3 separate regions of the Mus musculus genome follow, and all the other regions are linked to region 1. The links are chromatin loops, found by intact Hi-C in ENCODE. Cell type or tissue: heart. All regions are shown on one strand.

Region 1 (8,000 bases):
TAAACAATTGGATGCATAATTCGGGAACTTAGAAAGCATCCTATATTCCAGATAGAAAATGTTAGAATTGTTAGCGTTACGAGTGATATTGACAGCCACATGCTCAGATGAGGTCATCAAGGGGAAAAGAACAGGCCAAGAAAGACAAACTTCATGATACCCCAATGGTTAGGCATGGAATTATTAAAAAGGAAACAATCAGACAGGTGTGGTGGTATATGCTTATCACCCTAGCATTTGGGACTCCGAGGCAGGAGGTTTGCCAGGAGTTGGAGGTCAGAGTGGCCTAATGTTATATGCTGAGTGCCAGACCAGCCTGGGATATAGAATGAGATGCAATGGCAAAGCCTAGAACCCAGTGTACAGTGGAGGGCTAACGGGGGGGGGCACACAGCATGCAGGGGAGGGACATCCAATATCACAGCAGCGTGGGCAGAGGCAATGGAGACGGCAGAGCATTGTGGTTGATGCCCTGCCTTGGTAGTGTTTCACAGTTCTTTTCTGATTGTTCTTTGTTTTTCCTCAGAAAAAACACTGAGACGTCGGTAGCTAAGAAGGACAATGGGAACGCCCCTGGGAACCTGAAGAGAAGCAAGAGGAGCCTATAAAGGAGATAGCTCGAAAGGAGGCTATGAAGACAAAGGAGAATGTCTGAGATTTCCATTTGAACTACCACAGTAGCCTCAGCTTTTAAAAGTATCTCTCACATCTCTCCATAACTCTGTTTTCCATGACTGGTCGGGCCGTACCCACATTTCTGTCTTGGCATCACTCGTGTGGGTATTGCTCTATAGCGCAGCGCTGAGCGCCGGGGATGCTGTGTCGGACTCTCAGAACTTAAATCTTGGTTTCCCGACTTGGTGTCTTCTGGCCCGAGAAGATTGTTTAAGTTCTCGGCCTCTCTTTGCTCATCTGAAAATGAGTAATTGTCTTTCCCCGCCGTGGGTGTCCTGGGGATTATGTAAGATAACGCATGTGAAGCAAACAGTAATTATTAGAGTTTATTTTTATTACCGTCACCCTCTTCATCCTCCATGAGGACATAAGTTTTCCAAGGGACAGCGCTATTATGTTTATCTTGTGGGCCTAATGATTTCTTGTATACCGTAGGTTTTTAATAAGTGTTTCGAGGGATAGAGTCCAGATTCAAACAGTTCTCGGTGTGTTGCAAGTGGCCGGTGGACTTCTCGGAAAATCACCTCTTCTTGAAAAGCTGGGAACTGAGCACACTGTCTTTGAAGGCACTGTCAAGTGTCAGGTAGGTTAGAATGCTCCACTGCCCTAAAAATAAACTCTCGGTGTATTTTTTCAAAGGCATATTCTACACACCCGAATGTCACTTTTCTTTTTCTTTCTTTCTTTCTTTCTTTCTTTCTTTCTTTCTTTCTTTCTTTCTTTCTTTCTTTCTTTTTTTTTTTTTTTTTGATCACAGCACTTGCTAGATTGGATTGTGCTGTCCTAAGATCTTCCCAGGGTGCATTTAGGAAGCTGGCAGGGAACCTGGAAGCACGAGGAGATTCACGGCCTTGGAAGTCAGATGACCGAAGTTCTCAACAGGGTCTGGGGAGAAATCCATCGTTCCAGGTCCTTCTGTGTCACATTCTGGTGACTTGCTTTTTCAATGCCGTGTAGTCAAACAGAGACACAGCAAAAAAATTAGTTAGGCAACTCATTTCTATTATTATTTTAGAGAGGCTTTATGAATGGACTAGGCCTTTACTAAGTTGAATTGCTTTGAAAATAGTACAGTCAGGACTAGGGTTGTAGCTCAGTGGTAGACAGGTTTAAGAAAAGGAGTTCAGCTGGGCCCTGGTGGCTTATGCCTTTGATCCCTGCTTGGGTGGCTGAGGCAGGCTGGTCTCTTGAATTTGAGGCTAGCCTAGGCTACAAAGCAAGTTCCAGGGCAGCCTGGGTTACATAGAGTAACCCTGTCTCAAACAAAACAACCAAAATCAAGCCAAACCAACCAAATAATAATAATAATAATAAAAACCCCAACAACCTGAGTTTGTGGTCATCATCAACACCAACACCAACACGGTGCATTGTTTTTCAGTGGTACAAGCTGATACTGACTGTAGAAGACTGCAGAAGTTATTTAGGTTTGGCAGACCGTCCCTTTGGAAGAGCATTTCCTTTTGTGGAGACAGCAGAACTGACTGTGTTATTAAAACCCACTGTGATGATAAAACACAATGAATCAGAGAAATTAATAGCCGAGTTAGGCTTGACCATGGACACATAGGACACATGAACTCATTCTAAGGGAAGCTGTAATAATTATGTATAAATATCTGAATAATAACCACACTCCCCAAATTATGTGGAAATTATACCCCTTTCAAGAAACAGTTCACATAGCCATTATCAACTGAGCCAGCATGTAGTGGTGGGGACATAATATCTCCACAAAACATTTCCAGAAAGAGAGAGAGAGAGAGAGAGAGAGAGAGAGAGAGAGAGAGAGAGGCAACTTTCCTTTATTCACATTCAGTTGTGAAATTCATTATATCACAGAAATAAAATACCTCAGAGGCACTGGCTCCTGCTCGCTCAGTAAACTAATCTATATTTAGATGCAATTTAGTGGCTTCCAGATAGATGTATTTCCTTCAGAAAAGGACTTCTCACAGTCCATCCTAAGTGACAGGGCAGTGGCTGTTTCTAAGGAAAATTCAAGGAATTTGTGATGTCATCTCGGGTGTGCCAATCCCTCAATTAAGAGAGGACCAGAGGACTTGGTGATCCCCGCACAAACGAAGGGCGTGCATCCTCTGCGTCTCCTCGCGCTGGGTCGCAGTTCGCAGTTCGCTGCGACCACAGTGGGTGTCTAGAAAGTAAAAGGGAGTGTTCTGTTTTATGTAACTTGACTTTGGAAGCTCTGATGACAAGTAACTCCTCTCTAAAGCTCCACTTAGGAACCAGCGCTGAAAACCAGCTGTTAGCCGTCCGCCCCCGCCCCTCCCCCGCGCCGGGCACTTCTGCCTGTGGGTTCCCCCTTTGTTTTTAAATGATTTTATTTTTGGTAAGAGTTAGGCTTCCCGAGCTCTAAAATACATGGAAACCTCCTGCTGTCTATTCGAACGTTGGACGCTCTAACATTTAAAAAAGAAAATCGTGATTAAATTGGTGCATCGTACGTGATAAGGCCGAGGAATGTTTTCTTATTAAAGTTGGCACCAGAATCCTTCTCAGAATGGGAAATGTATTTACTTTGAAAAATACCCCGAGAGTTTGGAGAGCAGAAGAGAGCTCCTGAGGGTTTGGGGTGTGGGCGGAATGTTTCTGAGACAAAGGCAGCGATTTGGCAGGAACTTCAAGCGCGTGGGGCTGGGGAGGAGGAGAGGGCTGAGCCAATGGGAGGACCAGCCTGCCCGCAGCCCCTCAGTCCCACTGTGGTCCTCCACCCTCCTGTGACCCAACTCCCAAAGTATTCGGTGCAAGTCAGTTGTTTTGCTGTTGTTAGAGAGCCTAGGGCAGGCCTGTGGATCAGCCGAGTGGATCTGAGGTGAGACGGGTGGACCAGAGTAGAGGCTGGAGACTGCCCCAGGATGAGGGACAGATCAGAGAGGGTGGGGTCCTAGATCCGAATTTCAGGGCTTTCTGAAACAGATGGGGCTGGAGAGGTTCTTGGTTAAAGCATCCACTTTCTGGACAGAGTCACTCAGGGCTGTGTGTGGGTGGGAAGCTTCCTGGTATAGTCACATGTTGCCTGACTGGAGGGACGTGGAAAGGACTCCACAAACACCAGACGTCATAGCTGTTTTTACAATCTTTGAAGTTGGTTAGACTCCAGTATGTTAATGTCAGTCAGAAGGCGGTTGGTAGGAAAGGAGTCTTTAGCGGGGTAAGGAAAGGACTTTAAGATTCTAAATCTACGTCTTGTAAACACCCAAGGATATCCAATTTTCAAAACGAGTTGAAAATCTTTGAGAATGAGGTATAACTGCCAAGTCCAAACGACACCTAATATTTATTTCCCAAAGGATTCTTGACAATCAGGGACGCTAGGGTGAAAGAGAGGGTGAGTCCACATACTAGACTTTTCAGGTATGTGTATCTACGCTAGGACCAAATCTGGTGATGGGATATATGTATATGTATACACACACATATATGTATGTGTATTCATATGTGTGTATATATATGCATATATATATATAATGTGGGTGTGGTGTGTGTGTGTATATATATATACATACATACATACATACATATATATATATATATATATATATATATATATATACATACATACATATCACAAAATCCAAAAGATCCAAAAGGGAAATCTTTTTTATTTCTGGAACTTTTCTTTTCAATTTGCCAGTGTTACTGGATTTTTTTCTCATATAATATGTACAGTCTAAAATTAATAATTTAATACGTATAAAAATCTGACTGTATAAAGCAAGACTCCCGCTAGGCATAGTAGTTCACACATAATCCTTGGGAGGCAGAGGCAGGAGAATCAGGAGTTGAAGGTCATTACAGTCTACACAGACTATTCAAAGGCTAACCTGATCTATATATTAAAAATAATTAATTAGTGAAATCCAGGCTCTTATAATAAAGTAGACAAATAGCATCATTAAAAAAAAGCCAATAAGGTGTAAAATAGAAAATAAATCCCACAGCCCTAAAACAATGGATTTGTAGTCATCCTAAAATACTAAAATACCTTCTTTAATTATCCAAAGTCTGGCACAAAAAAAATTCTTTATTTTTGTTTTTTTCGAGACAGGGTTTCTCTGTGTAGCCCTGGCTGTCCTGGCACTCAATTTGTAAACCAGGCTGGCCTCGAACTCAGAAATCTGCCTGCCTCTGCCTCCCATGTGCTGGGATTAAAGGCATGCGCCACCACGCCCGGCCCCAATTTTTTTTTTATTTGTTCTTGTTTTACATGCATTTATCCGTACATTCTCTGCTCATAGTAATATTCTCAGGTAAGTGAAATTTTGCTAAGGCATATCAGTAGGTGTAACTACCTAGCTGACCTCTTTCTCAAATTGGGAAGTCAAGTCATCGAGTTAATAACCCATTAATACAACCTGACAGTGCTATTAACCTAAGACAAGCATCGAACGTCAAAACATCCCTCCGTCCGTATTAGAACTGAGCTCTGGCGGGGCATCATTTAATTGAATCTCTAGATTCACTCTGAATGAGGATAAGCTATGACTGAGCCCTTTTCATGCAGAGCATCCTGACGGATATAGTACGATCATCATTTACATGATCCAAGATTAGGCTGATAATAAAAGGGAATTAGGCTGAAATACCAGCCTAGACTCCTTCAGCTTGTGTTTCCCTTAGAAAAGCAACACACGGCTGGATTCCCGGAGGCCTGTGAGGACTTTGGTAATCTCTATGGATTAGATGTGGAATGAAATTCATTAACTGATTCAACAAATATTTGCTGAACTCCGATTCCACGCCAGGCTGTATCACACAGCTCGGGAAGCCACAGAGAAATGGCAGGCTGTCTCCCTGGCCTCCTACGGCAACGGCTGGCAGACAGAGTACAGACCGGTTCTTTGTTTGTTTTTATTTTTAATCCTGAACGGGATCTCTTCATCATTTCAAATGGTAATAACTTTTGGAAAGAAAAACCAAAAGGTGATACACAGGTAGGAATTTATGAATAAATAAAGGAAGGCTTGCAGGAGGGGCAACACTAAAACTTTAGGTCAGAGAGTTCCAGCCTGAAGAAGAGTTTATCACACATCAAATCTTTCCTACCGGTGATATATAGATCTGAATATATATACATATATATATGTATATATATATGTGATATATGTATATGTGTGTACATATACACATATACATATATCAGATATATAGCAACCAGAAAGCATTTCTTTCTAAATGTACATATGTGTGTGTATATTTCTAAATGTATATGTGTGTGTGTGTGTGTATAATTTTTAATACAAAAAAGGCAAGAATATTAGTTGTCTGTCTCCACATAACAAATTATTAGAAAATTTAATGGCTTAAAAATGATAATGAACATTTTTTTATTCCTCACAATTTCTGTGAGGACTGAGAAGCAATTTGGCTGGCTGGTTCTGTTGGGAGTCTGCTACAAGGCCACAATCAATATATTGACCAGGGCTAAAATAATCTGCAAGCTTTATGGGCAGGGGCAGGGTAACGAGCATCTAATATTTGCACCCGGCCTATTGGCATATATCTCACAACCAGCGAGGTTGTGGTGGGAAGGCTTGATTCTTTAGCATGTGTGTCCCTCCTAACAGCTAAGTGAGCAGTAACCTAGGATACAAAAGGGAAGTTGAAATGTATCTTATCCTCTGACCTTGAAAAGAACAGAAGTATCTCTTTCTGATGAAGGGGGGGGGGGATCCCCAGGACACAGATAAGCTCAACACAGGGGAATCACCAGGAGTCATCTTGTCACTCATCACTCTTGGGGCCCTTTTCCTATGGTTTGGTTGCCTTGGCCAGCCTGCATGCGACAGGTTTTGTTTTATCTTATTATATTGTATTTTGTCATGTTAAAAAAAAAATAGAACGGAAAAAGTCACTGTTAGTGAATTTTGAGTTGATTAGCAGTGCTCACTAAAAGTATTTTGAAAACTACAAGGTGATCACAGGGGGAAATTAAACTAACATTTAAAAACAAAAACAAAACTTAAATGTTTAAGGTGTGCTCAGTCTCCGGCTGGTGGTGTGCTAGGCAGAAATGTGGCACCTTGGAGAGGTGGGAGGTGGTCAGGACATTGGGGCCGTGCCCTTGAAGGTCACATTAGGATTCCTGTGTACTGCCCGTACACGAGGTGAGCGATTCTGCTCTATCAGATTTCTCATTGTGTTACCCCCTCCCCCTTTACTGCAGTCCCAGAAATAATGACGTCAAGACCGTGACCTAAAGTCTGTGAAGTCATCAGCTGAAGTAAGCCACCCTGCCTTTAAGTTGATGTTGTTAGGTACGCTGTGATGGAAAGCAAACGAAACGTGAACATAGTTTCGCCAGACTGTGATGGGTGATGTGCACTGTGGCACTGGACTGTGCTAATAAGTAAATAGCAAGTTTGTTTCATAAGCTTAGAAACATCTGTTCTGGGCGGGGCATGAGATCGCTGAAAGATGGAGGAAAGGAGAAACAGCAGTAACAAACCTCCAAACCAACAGGCCCATCCCCCAGCCAGGGACTGGAGAAGAGAGAGGGTGATGGGAGAGAAACAGGAAAGCAAGCAGCCTGTCGTTGCTGCTGTGGTGGTGCACAGCTGTAATCCCAGCACCTGAGGGATGAAGGCTGGAGGACCAGGTCAAGGCCGTTAAGGGGGTTCTAGGCTAGCCTGGATTACAAAACATTCTGTCGCAAAACTCAAGCTACCGACAAACATGAGATGGATTAAAACAAAACAATTTAAACCAGAGATAAACTAGAAGATGTAACTGAGATACAGACCGTAGGCATTAAAAAGGTGGGAAGGCGGTCCTAGCACCAGAGACAATGCGAGAAGACTGCCAGACAAAGAGAGAACTTTGCATTTTTACACAGTGAATGCATGGGACAGCCCCTCTGCCCTTGTGCACAGTTTCATTTTCCTAGGTTTCAGTCTCGTGTAGTCATAGTCTAAAAATGAATGGAAAATGACAGATAATGACCCTTTCTAAGTTTAGAGTTGTGTGTGTCATGAAACCGTTCACTCTGTCCCTCTGTCTCACTGAGGACATCCCCCCTGTCCCCTGTGGTGTGCAGTGCATCCAGGCCATATACACTGCCCTCCTGTTCATCACTCTGTACCTTAGTGTTCCAGAGCGGCAAGGTACCGATACAGAAGAGTCACCAGGGCAAAGCCCGCGGATTTAACTCTGATGCTATGTGGCAATAACGTGTATTTAGCTTTTGGCCCTAGTTGTGGTCGAGGCATCCACTGGAGGTCTGGGAATGTGGTTCTGCAGGAGGTTCAGAATGTATAATACGATTTCACATGCGCTTTCTCATAGGCTCCATATAAGAGTCCAGA
Region 2 (8,000 bases), 76 kb after region 1:
TCACAAGTTCAAGGCCAGCCTGGGTAACTTAGTGAGAGCCTATTAAAATGAAAACACAACTAGGGTGTTTTGTTTTTGTTTTTTTTGTTTTTGTTTGTTTTTCAAGACAGAGTTTCTGTGTAGCCCTGGCTGTCCTGGAACTCACTCTGTAGACCAGGCTGGCCTCAAACTCAGAAATCAGCCTGCTTCTGCCTCCCAAGTGCTGGGATTAAAGGCGTGCGCCCCCACTGCCCAGTTTAGAGTGGTTTTTAGTTGGGACAATATATTCCTTCCTCATAAGTGATGGAAGGTAACTGGGGAGGTGGTATTGCGGTGCAGTCGGTAGAGAAGGAGGACGCTAGCCATGCACAGGACAGCCTCCATACCAAATAAATGGTGAGTCAAAATATCACCAGTGTAGTGATTTGAATAGGAATGGACCCATAAACTTATATGTCTGAATGTTTGTCCGTAGAGAATGGCACTATTAGGAGGTGTGGCATTGTTGGAGTGGTGTGGTCTTGCTGGAGGGAGTGTGACTTTGCTGGAGGGGGTGTGGCCTTGATGGAGGGGTGTGGTCTTTCTGGAGGAGGTGTGGCTTTGCTGGAGGGGGTGTGACTTTGTTGGAGGAGATGTGGCCTTGCTGGAGGGGGTGTGGCCTTGCTGGAGGGGATGTGACTTTGTTGGAGGTGGTATGGCCTTGCTGGAGGAAGTGTGTCATATTCAGGTGGGCTTTGAGGTCTTCTGTGCTCAAGCTATGTCCCTTTATAAACGTTCTCGACATTTGCACGTGATCAAACCTGAAGTTTCTGGGCCCTATGGCACACAGTTTCCTGCTGCCTACAGATCAAGAGGTAGAACGTTCAGTTCCTTCTCCAGGACCATGTCTGCCTGCATGTCAGCTGCCATGATGATAATGGACCAAACCTCTGAAACTGTAAGCCAGCTCCAATTAAATGTTTTCCTTTATAAGAGTTGCTGTGGTCATGGTATCTATTCCCGGCAATAGAAACCCTAAGAGAAACAGTATGGATGTTGAAAAACTATCTTAAAACAAGGATTAATCCAGTGTAATTTTAATGATCCAGGTTTAAGAAAAAACAAACACTTCTCTGGGCAAATAATTTGAAAGTTAGAAGACAATGTATTATCTTTGCAAGAACGGGACCTAACACATAAACTTTAGATAATAATATAGCTTATGTAGGTCACATGGCAAGGATGGTAGTCTGGACCTTTTAATTTTACAAACTGTCAGTGTGGGTAAAATCCTTTGTGGTGTAGAAGGGACAGTTTTCAACACTGACACTTAGGATTTAATTCTGCTTTTCCTAGGATGACACAGCGTAGTTTGTCAGCAAATGGCCTTAGCTGACTTCGCAGAATCCACCAAACATTTTTCAGCAATCAAGGCTTTAGTAATACCAGAGGAATGTGATTTAATAAAAAAAAAAATATAGGAAATTTTATCTAAGTGGAAAGGGAGGACGATTTGGATTCATTATGATAGAGACCAGGATCCAGCATTCTCTTATTTACAAATCGGGACACTCTGCTCTTTATGAAGCTCCGAGTCTCCTTTAATTTGAATATTTCAAAACTAATTATGTTTCCCAAACTGAATCCCACACGCCAGCTCTCTTAGAGGTTATTGATCACAATGAACTAATGGTTTTAGACTTATGATCTGAATAATTTATATTGCACAGCCTGCTTTGCCATTAGCAGCTTCTACAAAGTGGCATAGAAAAAGTTATCTTTTGCCAACTTCTACTTGGGTTTGAAGAATTTCCTGTATGTAAGTTAAAATCCATCACCTTAGGGCCCAGAGACTTCAGGTTTGATCACGTGCAAATGTCGAGAACATTTATAAAGGGAGATAGCTTTTAAATGGAAAGTATTACAGAAAGATACACTGTTGCCGGGAAAGCCAGTGCTTCTTCCCTGTGCCTCCTGCTTTGTTCCAGAAAGGATCCAGAGATGCTGTGCACACAGCCAGCCAGTCAGAGGCAGGGCATGTTCGTCTCTGGTCCTGCCAGGGTCATCTTGCCACCAGGGCTGGGGTCTGATGATTGGGTATGACATTAAAAGATGGTGGGGTACAAGAGACAGAGGGGTTTGCTCATTTGTTCCACATGCATTTACTTATTTTCTAATTAAAAATTATAAGACACACATATCTCCATTAATATATGCAAGCACCTTTTGTTTGGTCTGGTTTGTTTTTTCAAGACAAGAGTTTCACAGTGTAGCTCTGGCTGTCCTGGAACTCACTTTGTAGACCAGGCTGGCCTCGAACTCACTGAGATCGGCCTACCTCTGCCTCCCGCCTTGCTGTCAGACACCATGTTTGTTTATTTATTTGTTTATTTATTTACTGGAGACAAAGCAATGTAAAAGGTAGAAGAAGCAGAGAGGAGACACCGAAGGGAAGCTGCTTTTTGCAAGTTTATAGTTTGGGGCAGCAAAGATTATTAATTGCCTAAACTAATTAGGCAAATAGTACCTTTGCCACAAGTTCTACAATAAGTACTGAATATTGTCAGAAAGAATCATTGGTTTTAACTTATGGATCAGAAGGGACAGCTGGCAGTCATAGAATCTTGCTTAGTACAAAAAACAAAAATCCCCAAAACCCATCACACCGTAAAAATTAAGGCAGATGCACGACCCAAGGCTGACCAGCTGCATTAAATATAAAGTATAAATGGATGGTCCCAGGTCTTTCAAAGCTATAGTATCCCATGGCAGGTAATGGGTTTGTCTCCATTAAGCAAATCAAACAAACCAGAACCCACAGAATGGATGTTAAAGGGTCCGGACTGGCCCCACCTCCTGAACGCCTTTGTGTAAAAGGTGGTTTCACAACATTAAGGTGAGGTTGGTGAGGCGGTCAGGAGCAGTGGTGGCAAGCTGGGGTTGAGGTCACAGGGGAGAGCTGCTGGGGGAGGGGCAGCAGGAACCAAGGCTGTGCGCATCTAACAGTTCCGGTGGTCCCTCACATCCCTGGCTCATCTTCTGGGCTACAGTCTCATCCTGTAAGGCAGTCTGCCGAGTTGTTAGAATCGGGTCCTGGGAGACAAATCCCCCGCTCTGCCTGGGGCCTTTTCCTTCTTCTGCCTCGAGATTCCTAGGGACTCTTTCATTTTTATTTCTTCTTAGGATCCATCGTTTCAACAGTCTGATGGATTAAGCCACACAAACGTCTCTTTAGACCAGTGGTTCTCAACCTTCCCAATGCTCCCGCCCTTGAATACAATTTCTCATGTTGTGGTGAGGAATAAAATTATTTTTGTTGCTACTTCATAACTGCAATTTTGCTACTGTGATGAATCATAATGTAAGTATCTGATTTTTTTCTGATGGTCTTAGGCGACCCTTGTGAAAAGGTTATTTGACCACTAAAGGGCTCGTGACCTACAGGTTGAGAACCACTGCTTTAGACCCTCTTCATTTCTGTTAGGCTGGCTTCCGATAGTTTATTCTTCTTTAGAGTGGAGAAGAGAAATGACAAAAGAAGAGAAAAAGAACAAAAAAGGAGAAAGGAACAAAACTCCAAGACACGACAGCGTGTGTGTTGGGGGACAGGCGCTGAAAAGCTAAAATGGCCAGCAGGTGTATATGAATATAAACGATTTGTTTGTTTTAAAACTCACTGTAAAGAGAGTGGCGATGGAGACGATGGCAAGAGGCACAAAAATAAACAGCAGTAATTTAAAAAGAGGATAACCACAGGAATAAAAATATGAGGTGAATTTGGCAAAGGACCCAGCTAACTTTAGGGCCAGTTCCTTCAAACGCTTGTTTTTACAGGGTGGTAGGACTTTAAATCTCTCAGAACCTAATGAGACCCTAGACACTCGTGTCTTAAATACACACAAGCACATATTTTGTTGGTGTGCATTTTCCTGTGGAAGGAGCCGAGACTCAGATGTGTTCTTGGCTGTCGCTGCAAGGACAGTTTCTAGGACATTTTATTTGGCTGTTCAAGCTCAGGCGAATTGTCAGCAAATAGAGATTGGTCTGCAGAAATAACGTGGCTTCCTGGAACGTCAGGGGAAGGAAATGGGTGGTTTCTTTAATTACTATAGCGTTTCCTTGTGTCTGTGTTATAACTAAAATAGATGTTTGGCTAATGTCCCAAGGAGGAAAGGTGAATCTGGGAAATGAATGGACCCAGAAGCTATGTATAGCTGTGTTCTTGGTTAAGACAGCATGGCTCTTTGTCTGCAGTATCCTGACTACATCGAGGTGGACTGAAATCTGTTCCCTGATAGGCAGTCCGTTGAAATCCAAGGGCTTTACTATTTACATATGGAGAGCTAATGACTTTAATGTAGGCAAAAGAGCTTATTTACAAGGAAGCTGTGGCTGAGGCTGGCAGGAAGAGTGTTGCTAGGCCCTTAATTAATTGATTTGCTAATTATTCTTTTCTGCTGGGTGTTGAAGTACTTTTCCTAATGAGCAGCAGAAGCAGGAACTCTGTGGAGAGCAGCTTTAGCACAATCGTGAGCAGGGGTCTCTGGGACGGTGTTTAAGGGGCTTTTGGTTCCTTCGATGATGAAATCCTGCACTTCATAAAATAGAGGACCAAACATCTCCCTATATCCGGGTTTATTTATCAGTTTATGTGACTTAACTCAAATCTGCACATTTACTAAAATTGACACTAAATTAGATAGCGTTCGAGTTTAAACCAAACCAAACCAAACCAAAACATTTCCGCTGAAAGGGTGGGACGGGAGTAAAGAGGCGGCTTCTTGGTCAAGAGTATTTCCTCCTCTTCAGAGGACCCAAGTTGGCTTCCCAGAGCCCTTGTCAGTCAGCTTTCAACTTCCTGTAACTCCAGCTCCAGGGTATCTGCTATGCTTCTGGTCTCCAAGGACACCTGCACACATTGCATGAACGCATGCTCACACACACACACACACAAACACACACACACACACACACACACACACACACGCTTACAGTACACACTCACACACACTCACATACACATTCACATTTACACACATGTATTCACACACACACTCACATACACTCACACGTACACACATTCACACACATACTCACACACACACTCACATATACTCACACATACACACATTCACACACACTCTTACACACATTCAAACACACACTTTCACACATACACACACATTCTCACAACACACAAAACACATTCACGTGCACACTCACATTCACACACTCACACACACATACATTCACTCTCACACACAACACAATCTCACACACATTCAAACACACACACAACACACTCTCACCTTCTCACAGACATTCACACTTTCACACAATTTACACACACACACACACACACACACACACACACACATTCACACATTTAAATGGGGGTGAAAATAAAAATAAATCTTAAAAAAATAAGATGACTGCAGTGTCTGGTTTTGTTTTTGTTTTTTTTTTTTTGGTTTGTTTGCTTTTTTTGTTTTTTGTTTTTTTGACTTCTTAAAGACACCAGTGACATGGGACAGAGGGGATGAAACAAGTCTCCGAGTTCCTCTGTGAATTTGACTCTCTGGCCCACACATACAGAACCCCAGTGTGGTAAGCCCAGCACTGGGGATGGACACAGGGGGATCCCTGGGTCACATTAGTCGCCCAGATTAGCTGAATTGAGGCACTTCAGGTTCAGTGGAGAGCCTACCTCAGAAATAGAGACAATTGAGGGAGTCATTTAACACTGACCCCTGGCCTCAACACACACATGCACACATGTATACCCGAACACACTTACACCACATCCACACTTACATCTACACCTACATCTATCTATCTATCTATCTATCTATCTATCTATCTATCTATCTATCTATCTATCTACCTATCTATCTATCTATCTACCACACAAAAACAAACACACAAAGACATCAGTATTAGACAGATCCCTATTTGGAGGCTGCTGTGGGAAGAGTCTGGAAGCTTCACTCTAGCCTATAGACTCGAAATTCTTCTGTATTTGAAAGTCTTGATACAGAATAAAAAATATAAAAACCTTCAGGAGATTTTGAGTCCACATACTAAATACAAACTCATTTTCACTTTCTTGGACTCCCTCTCATAACCAATTCGGCCTGGACTCTCTCCTCAGTCTGGGGTGTGTCTCCTTTGTAGTTTCCTCCCCAGCTTAAGCTCCCTCCTGACACCAGGCTCTTTCTTACTCACGGTGTGCTGGCTGCCCAGTATCCCGTCTCCCCCACAATGCACATCTCCCATCTCATTGAAATCCACTTTCCTCCCTGATGGAGAGGAAGCGGATCAGCGGGGATGGCTGATATTTAGGGAACACACATCATGTTTTAGTCACCAGCCTGTGATGAATGGTCACTGTTGAATAATACTTTATTTTCTTTACAGAGGGAGGGGCGGGAACTTGGAGAACTGCAGTCATCTCAGTAGGTGGCACAAAGCCATAGTACGGATCTAGGACTCTGGGGTCGTTCTAGATTTTACTATAGAGTGCTTTGAATTGCTTCCTCACTACTGCGCATACCAACTCCTACTTCCTTAACCAGATGGTCCTCCGCTAGAAGGCAGGAGCCTCGTCTTCTCGTCTCCACAGAGCATGCCCTAAATAGTTATAGCCTTCTGTTGAAATGAAACATAATGTAAGCTTAGAGGGTTTTGTTAAGTATTTTCAACACTGGAAGAAAGAAACAAACCGAGAAAACGGGTTTCTCAGAATGACTGAATGCCATACGATATGAAACAATGGCTCTTGATGTGGTCAGTAAAACCTCACAGGTATCAGGGAGTAGAGAAGGGGTCCCCAGATTGTTATGCTAATGGACATCTGTAGTGGGTGATGGACAGGAACCCCTGCCACCATGTAGGACATAGACTGGCCTCACAAAATAGCCTGGTCCCAGATGTCAATGGGACCCCTGCTGGGAGGTTGCTTCTGGCTTCGAATTCCACTGATGGGAAATGGGGACCCAGAAGCTAGCTGGCTTCCAACTCGATCTGCCTTTTATTAGCAGTGCACCTGCTATCCTGGGAATTACATGCCTGCCATGTGGTGAAGGCCCAAATAATGTCACATCTTTCTCAGCAGCACCCAGAAAGCATCCTCCATGAAGCCGAGGAGATGGTGCCACCAGCTAAGTGCTTGCAAGCGTGAGGAAATTCTTAGAGATTCTGTTAAAAACAAACAAACAGATGAACTTGGCTGCGGAAGCCTGCGTTTGCTTAGTAGGCAAAGATACTTGTCCCCAAGTCTGATGTCCTGAGCTTGAGCCCCAGAGCTCACATGGTAGAAAGCAACAACTGACTCCTGAATGTTGTCCTGTGATGGCACATGAGTGCCATGGTCTGTGTGCCATGCCTCTCCACAACCAACCCAACCCAACCCAACCCAACCCAACCCAAACCAACCCAACCCAACCCAAACCAACCCAACCCAACCCAACCCAACCCAACCCAACCCAACCCAACCCAACCCAACCCAAACCAAACCAACCCAACCCAACCCAACCCAACCCAACCCAACCCAACCCAACCCAAACCAAACCAAACCAACCCAAACCAACCCAACCCAACCCAAACCAACCCAACCCAAACTAACCCAACCCAACCCAACCCAACCAAACCCAACCCAACCCAACCAACCCAACCCAACCCAACCCAACCCAAACAGGAGGAGACGGTGACTGACATTGAAGCTGTCCCCTGTCATCTACACGCACATGCACATATGTGCACATGCACCCTTCCCCACCTGCATGTACACAAACATGCACACCACATAGAAAGACCTCCAACACGAGTCCTTCATAGCCAGCTGTGGTTTCTGAGGTGCTACAGAATTTACTAGACTAATAGCAACGGACAGTCTAAGAGTGGGTTGTTATCTCAGCCTTACAACACCTTTCAGGACTCTTGTTCAAATGCAGCTGGTGACTGGGGGGAGTGCAGGGCGTAAGGGCTTGTGTTTCTGATTACACACAGTACTACTACTGCTGCTGTTGCTGTCTGTGGGTCAT
Region 3 (8,000 bases), 140 kb after region 1:
GTGTTTTCAGGAAGTTTTAACAGAGTAAGGAAGACTTGCCCCAAATGTGGATGTCACTGTCCCATAGGCTGGGGTCCCAGACTGAGGGAAAGAAGGACCACTGGGTGTCAGCCCCCACCTCTCTGACTTCTGACTGAAGACCCAGTGTGACCAGTGGCCTCAGCCACCGCTGTGACCTCCTTCCCACAATGCACTCTACCCTCAAACTATGAGCCAAAGTAAACCCATCCTTCCTTAAGTTGATTTTGGCAAGGATTTTATTACATCTAGCAGAAAACTAAGCAATACAAATTTATATAAAGCTTGTGTAAAAAAAACCCAGATAAATATTATAGAAATTGAAATATATACATTTGCATGTACATATTAATATATTATATAATACATATATGTTATATATATATGTGCATATATAATATATACCAAACTATATATATATACTATATATCAAACTATATATATATACACACTATATATCTACTATATATATGTATATACAACACATATATACTATATATATACAACATATATAGTTATATACACACACATTTTATATATATACAACACACACACACACATATATATATATGTGGAATAATAGACAATTTTGAGCTGCTATGTGGATGCTGGGAATTGAATCAGGACCTCTGGAAGAGCAGTCAGTGCTCTTAACCACTGAGCCATCTCTCCAGCCCCAAAGGTTTGTTTTTGTTAATCGAAGAGAGAAGCTTAGGAAACTAGATGGGGCTCAGAGAAGGGCCATTTAGATGCCATGTTGACATGATCAGAGCTGTCTTCAGGTTCCTTCTTACAAGCAAGCTGGTGTAGACAGCCGCACAGGGACGGACAAGTCACCATATCCTGATAACTTTGCAACCTCAGTTCAGAGTGCAGAGCAGTGCCTCCGGAAAAACCCGAGATGCATTTTAGCTCACAGGCTGCATCCTTGCTGGAGAGAGGAGCAGGTTAAGCCTGGCTGGAGAATACTAATTCTGATCCAACTGCTTCATTGTTTATGGAAGTCCAGGCTTCCATATAAAGAAAAGAGCAGTTCTCTTCCTAGATAACATTTGATCCATTATGATTTATCATTTGATGAATGGTGAGAAAAAAATCTGTATGCATTTCATAGAGATTACTTCTTTGGAATATTTTTAAATTTACATTTTTGGGGCTAATTTTCATACTTGGATACCATATTATGCCATTTTCCCCCTTCCTTGCTCTCTACCTCTAACGCTGTTTCTCTTGTCTTTTATTCTTTAGGTACAGTCACAGTCACGTTACAAATGAGCTCAGTGGCATAGCCTACTCAGTTCAGAAACACACTGAATCCTCCAGAGAGGTCCAAGCAGAAAGACTAGTGTCTTAGTCAGGGTTTCTGTTCCTGCACAAACATCACAACCAAGAAGCAAGTTGGGGAGGAAAGGGTTTATTTGGCTTACACTTCCATACTGCTGTTCATCACCAAAGGAAGTCAGGACTGGAACTCAAGCAGGTCAGAAAGCAGGAACTGATGCAGAGACCATGGAGGGATGTTACTTACTGGCTTGCTTCCTCTGGCTTGCTCAGCTTGCTTTCTTATAGAACCCAAGACTATCATCCTGGGGATGGCACCACCCACAATGGACGCTCCCCCCCCCCCCCTTGATCACCAACTGAGAAAATGCCTTACAGCTGGATCTCATGAAGGCATTTCCTCTTTTCTCTGTGATAATGCCAGCTTGTGTCAAGCTGACACACAAAACCAGCCAGTACAGCTATCTCCCACCTAAAAGAACACACAACAAACAGTGAGGCAGCAGTTGTTCATGTTCTTCAGGGGACCTGTCATTCTATCCATTTGGCAGTCTTGGCTAGAACATTAACACCGGGACACAACCAGGACAAGATGGCAGGGGGATGTGGTGGGCTGTGATGCTTCTAGAAAAATCTCAATCTCTCTCTCTCTCTCTCTCTCTCTCTCTCTCTCTCTCTCTCTCTCTCTCTCTCTCTCTCTCTCTCTCTCCAAAACAGACGTTCCAAGAAATGTCTTTCTGTCTCTAGATATTATACTGCCAGGATGCTAGTCAAAATTCCCTCACACCATGAGTAGCTCAGCAGCTGGCTGGCCAGTATCTCCTAGTGGATGAATCGATTGTTCCTAGGGTGCCGGGGAGACTTTCCCAACCCAATCAGGTCCGCTGCTATGCAGCTCTCTGAAAAGTAGGCAGCACATTTAGCAGAGCCAAGAGAGAAGTCTCAGATCCTTCATGACAACCGCGGGCTGCAGGATTAATCAAACCTGGAGTTTTTGGACCTCCGATTTTCTTGTTTTTAATAAACACACTTACGGTTGAAAGTGGGTGGAGTTGGTGTGTGATGAATCGGGACTTGATTTTGCTGACACAGGTATCTGTGAGTTCCCACGTAGGAGAGGGAGGGAGATCTATACTAGGACCGGATGGAACAATGGCAAATGGAAATATTCAGTTGGTGCTCAGGAAGAGAAGAGTGACCATAGAGGAGCCTGGAGTACCATCCGGGTTGGAAAAGAACTCTGTCCTGTCTCCGAGAGGAACAGGATGCTGGCAGGGCTGCTGGTGCCCTTGCCAAGGAGGCTGAAGTTCAGGGCAGTGTTCCAGGAGGAACAGGCGCCCGAACGTGGGTCAGGAAGCCAAGGCATGGGGAAGATTGCTCTGCCAGGTTTTGGGACTGCGCTGCCAGGGTCCAGCGCAAAAGTTATATATAGAGAGGCCAGTCGGAGAAAAAGGAAGCACACAGAGAGCCGATAGACTGTAGAGGACTGGACTAGGTGGTGAACAAGGGTAAGGCTCCCAGGATCCTACAAGGCAGGAGCAGAATTGGTTCAGATGAGACAGAATGCTGGTGGCTTTCCGAAACCGCCACAGATCGGGCTGAGAAATGCAGGAAACATTCTTTTTGCAAACAGTCTTGGCCCATTTTCTTGGTATTGTTATAGAACTGCTTAGTTTTCTTCCTAAACCCTTAAAAGAAGTATCGTGGGGCTGGAGAGATGGCTCAGCAGTTAAGAGCACTAACTACTCTTCCAAAGGTCCTGAGTTCAAATCCCAGCAACCACGTGGTGGCTCACAACCATCCGTAATGAGATCTGACGCCCTCTTCTGGTGCGTCTGAAGACAGCTACAGTGTACTTACATGTAATAATAAACAAATGTTAACAACAACAACAACAACAATAACAACAGAAGTATCATCCCTCCCACCACTGCCTCTGTATTGCGTTTGATATGTGATCCTCTGAAAAGGGCTCCCTCCTCCCTCATTCGAGAAAGGTTCCAAGGTTACTTGCTTATCTGCTGCCGGCAATTTGGGTCCTGTGTGGCACACCCCTTGCTTGCAGTGTGATTTCCATTAGTCATTTCCCCCCTTCTTTCTTTTCTTTGCTCATTCAGTTACCAAGTCATCTGCAGGCTGATTCTTTGGACTCTTATAATTGGATGGTCTGAGGAGGTAGCTTCAGAATAAGGAAATCTGTTGTGGTCACTGCATTCTTTGGAGACCTCAGAGCATCAATTTCTCTCTGATTCAGCCAGGAAGTCTGTCTTCCTTTGGACTGTGGTGGCTGATGTCATGAGAGATGATTTTTGTCTAGTCAGCGGGCTGAGCTCTGTGGCAGCATTAGTACCAGAACGTAGTGATGGTGTCGAATGAAAGAAGAAACCATGAAGGGTGTGGTTCCTCCTTGGCTGTGCCCCATTCCTCATTTCTAATAAGGTTCAGCTTCTTTCACCTCAATTCAGTGTGATGCTTCAGAAAGTGAGCAGAGGATACGGTTTCCTGCAATGCAGGAAGCTACATAGGGGCTGGAGAGATGGCTCAGCAGTTCAGTATTTGCCTGCTCTTGCAGAGGTCCAGCATCCACATCAGTGGGCTTACAACCTCCTGTACTTCAATTGCAGGGGATCTGACAACCTCTTCTGGCTTCTGTGGACACTTGCAGGCATCCACATAAACATACCAACACACACACACACACACACACACACACACACACACACACACACACACACACACACAGAGAGAGAGAGAGAGAGAGAGAGAGAGAGAGAGAGAGAACACCTTTTTTTAAAGTACCATTACAAAGTCATAAATTAAATATGAAGTCGGAAAACATTTGCAGTTTAGTGAACAAGGTCTCATCTTCTTTATGTATAGAACTTTCTCATAAGTTAATAGGAAAAAGGCCACAAGTCCAATGCGAAAAATGTGTAAAATAAAATAAAATCCACAGAAAAGAGGATGTCCTTGTTAAACACATTAAGAGATAGCTAGCTTTATACGGCTGTAGTTAGGAATCAAATTGCTCCAGATAGTCATTTTTACTGTTGCAGGGTAGCAGTTCTCAACCTTCCTGATGCTGTGACCCTTTAATACGGTTCCTCAGGTTGTAGTGACCCCAGCCATAAAATTATTTCTGTTGCTGTTTCATAATTGTAATTTTGCCACTTTTATGAATTGTGGTATAGATCTCATAGTGTAAATATTCTGGTGTCTAGGGTGAACCCTGTGAAAGGGTCATTTGACTCCCAAAGAGTTGGGACCCTGAAGTCGGGCACCACTGTTGCATGGTGAGAAGGAAGTCAAATGTGAACAGATATGAGGAGATTGGTGTTCTCAGACATTACCAGTGGGGTAATAAACTTGTATAACTTCACGAACAGTTATTTGGAATCAGCCTTTAAAATTGTGTATATCTTGAATACTTCACCTCATGAACGCCATTGTCAGAATTTATTCTATAGACTTATTTATCTAGAGTGATTGAAATGCTCACAGTGTTACAGTAAGAGCAGAAGATTTGAAACAATGCAAATATTTGTCAACAGGGAAGTAGTTAAGTAAATTATGGGCATCCTATACAATGAAATATGCTGTCGCCATAAAATGGCAATACTCTTTATGAATACACGTCAAAAGATTACCAAGATATTTTATTTAAAAAAAAACAGGGTAATTTTAAAAATTAGGTAACAAAATTAAAGAATGTATTTGTTTCTCTATGAAATATTCAAGCAAGATGGCCAAGAAATTGATACTCTTTAGGATGTTGGCGGAGAGGAAATTGGTGTCCGGAATTTAGGATAGGAGAGAGGAATCTAACCCCACTGAAAGAAGGCATTGCCAATTCAAATTAGTCAGCATTAAAAAAGAAAGATAGAAATGTTCTGACACATTTTGTCTGAAAGGATCCGAATTCATCCTATCTGCACGATGTCCTCTGCTTCCCTTTCTGCCTGTTTTACTGCTGTTTAGTGGCTGCGTTTCCTCTTTCTCCAGGCTGCATGTTCCCCCCAGGCCGCGGTTCCTCTTTCTCCAGGCTGCATGTTCCCCCCAGGCTGAATGTTTGACATTTCTAACCTTGTTTGCCTTCTACACCCTTCTGTAATCTTTCAGTAGCATCTAAGCGTGGCCGCCCAGATCGCTCCTATGGGTCAGGTTGGAGGTGGTCGCCCTTTCATCCCTGACCCAGCACCTCAGCCCTACGTGTAGAAAAGGGTCACGGATGAGGGGTCAGCAGAAAGCTTGTTAGCTGTTTGCAGGATATGAGCAGGCGTCTGCAACCTCTGACACGCATGCTGACAAAGGTGTCTGACGTCATTTTAGGCTCTGGAATTGTGAGAAAGGCTGACACATACATGGAGCGGCAAGAAGAATCGATGAATTGGCTTCAACCCTTGCTCTACAACCCACAGGCATAGGATCACGGTGCGTTTTTCCTAGTGTCGCGTCCCTATAGGTGGGCTCTCTGACAGTAGGCGTGGCTAAGTCTGATGGCAATCCTCCCACTTTCCCCTGGTGGTACTAGGTAAGCAGCTGAGCACATGGCCGCTGACATTTCCAAGTCATTCCAGCTGATGCGTGTTGCCAGATGTGAGCGGAAGTCTTGTGTCACATTTGGCTCTGGGACATGAGACTCTTCCATGGCCTTTCATTTCACCACAAGTTAGGTAGGACCGAGGGCAGCACACGTTCGACCACGGAGACCAAGGCGGGACTGCTGGGCTAGCACAGCAATTCTCCAGAAGAATTGGGTGTCTACATAAAATCAAGGATCTGAGCAACATACCTGAACACATACCGGCCCTTCTGCAATTATTGTTGGACGTCACTGTGGCAGTCCAGCCTTACCAGAGCCCAGAAGGTTTGGTTAATAAAACATTACTGCAATTTAGATGTTTGTGTGCGAGCCAATGGAACCTTTAAGAGGTGGAGCCTTCTGTGAGGTTGTTCATTCCTTCATGCATGTGTCCTTGGAAGGGAATAATGGTTCTCATGAGATCCCAAGTGTCTCTTTCACTTCCCTTTCCCCCAAGTGACCTCTGCCTCATGCTTATGCCACTGTGATGCCATCTGTCATGAGGATCCACGGGAGCTGAGCCGAGGTCAGAACGGCACATGCTGATGAACTTTCCAAACAATGAACTAAATTAAACCTTTTTTCTTTATAAGCCTCTCAGCCTCGGGTGTGCTGTTACAGTAACAGAAAATGGGTTTACCATAGACCAAACTCATAATGAGTGCACTGATGAACAACATTACTTTTAGCTCCCACGTAAGAGAAAACCTGAGGATCAAGGAAACAGCCATAGGGTCCTATGATTCAATGTTTAACGACATCTTCGAAGAATCAGTTTCTCCTTATGCTATTGCTTTGTCATTCCTGAAGGTAGCTTCAACCTAAACCTTCTTCAACCCTAATTGTGAAAAAAAAAATGACTTTGGCATTTCCAGGAGGAAGAATTACTTCCGTTACCCCTAGAAAACTTATTGGCCCTATTTTGTAGACATTGCTTCCTTTGTGACCAAAAAGGGCCTTAGACTGAGCAGTTTAACCCAAGGCATTTAACCTACTCCTAGCACAAAAAATGAGGGCAGCTCTTAAACATTAATTATGTCTGGTTGCAGACATTTTAATAAAAATTGGAATGAATGTCAGGAAAGTATATCATATCCAAGGGATGAAGGGATTTAAAAAAAAATTAGGTATTTTCTTCATTTACATTTCAAGTACTATCCCAAAAGTCCCCGATACCCTACCACACACACTCCCCTACCCACCCACTCCCACTTCTTGGCCCTGGCGTTCCCCTGTACTGGGGCATATAAAGTTTGCAAGACCAATGGGCGTCTCTTTCCAGTGATGGCTGACTAAGCCATCTTCTGCTACATATGCAGCTAGAGTCAAGATCTCTGGGGTACTGGTTAGTTCATAATGTTGTTCCACCTATAGGGTTACAGACTCCTTTAGCTCCTTGGGTACTTTCTCTAGCTCCTCCACTGGGGGCCCTGTGATCTATCCAATAGCTGACTGTGAGCATCCACTTCTGTGTTTGCTAGGCCCTGGCATAGCCTCACAAGAAAGAGACAGCTATATTAGGGTCCTTTCAGCAAAATTTTGCTAGTGTATCCAATGGTGTCAGCGTTTGGAGGCTGATTATGTGATGGCTCCCCAGGTATGGCAGTCTCTAGATGGTCCATCCTTTCGTCTCAGCTCCAAACTTTGTCTTTGTAACTCCTTCCATGGGTGTTTTTTTCCCAATTTTAAGAAGGGGCAAAGTGTCCGCACTTTGGTCTTCTTTCTTCTTGAGTTTCATGTGTTTTGCAAATTGTATCTTGGGTATTCTAAGTTTCTGGGCTAATATCCACTTATCAGTGAGTACATATCATGTGAGTTCTTTTGTGATTGGGTTACCTCACTCAGGATGATGCCCTCCAGGTTCATCCATTTGCCTAGGAATTTCATAAATTCATTCTTTTTAATAGCTGAGTAGTACTCCATTGTGTAAATGTACCACATTTTCTGTATCCATTCCTCTATTGAGGGACATCTGGGTTCTTTCCAGCTTCTGGCTATTATAAGTAAGGCTGCTATGAACATAGTGGAGCATGTGTCCTTCTTACCAGTTGGAACATTTTCTGGATGTATGCCCAGGAGAGGTATTGCAGGATCCTCCAGTAGTACTATGTCCAATTTT

Evidence for each region. A loop is a pair of places that touch in the nucleus more often than their neighbours do. Peaks named below come from ENCODE experiments on the same cell type or tissue, not always from the same donor. Only the 100,000 strongest peaks of a DNase experiment are listed, where the experiment ranks them.
Region 2: a loop joins it to region 1, with 4 times the contacts of the local background. A loop is called at or near these places in 7 of 42 quality-filtered maps.
Region 3: it touches region 1 in a loop (4-fold over the local background); 2 of 42 quality-filtered maps call a loop at or near these places.

The regions. Positions count from the first base shown.
Region 1 is chr10:117,903,018-117,911,017 of GRCm38, forward strand. It overlaps Gm32605 (a long non-coding RNA gene), which reads left to right. Exons shown (of 6, transcript XR_872076.3): 5 at 527-1,258; 6 at 1,433-3,144. Among named protein-coding and RNA genes, the nearest start is that of 4933411E08Rik, 18 kb to the right of the region's middle. In heart, no CTCF peak of the experiment used is centred here; DNase peaks (open chromatin) are centred at 2,854 and 3,504; H3K4me3 peaks cover 1,296 bases; H3K27ac peaks cover 1,252 bases; H3K27me3 peaks cover 209 bases.
Region 2 is chr10:117,978,709-117,986,708 of GRCm38, forward strand. No RefSeq gene overlaps it. Among named protein-coding and RNA genes, the nearest start is that of Gm32663, 30 kb to the right of the region's middle. In heart, no CTCF peak of the experiment used is centred here; DNase peaks (open chromatin) are centred at 3,973 and 4,793; H3K27ac peaks cover 5 bases.
Region 3 is chr10:118,046,897-118,054,896 of GRCm38, forward strand. It overlaps Gm32663 (a long non-coding RNA gene), which reads left to right. Exons shown (of 6, transcript XR_003948955.1): 2 at 5,629-5,730. Among named protein-coding and RNA genes, the nearest start is that of Gm32663, 38 kb to the left of the region's middle. In heart, a CTCF peak has its summit at 3,122 (motif pointing left); DNase peaks (open chromatin) are centred at 135, 2,625 and 5,385.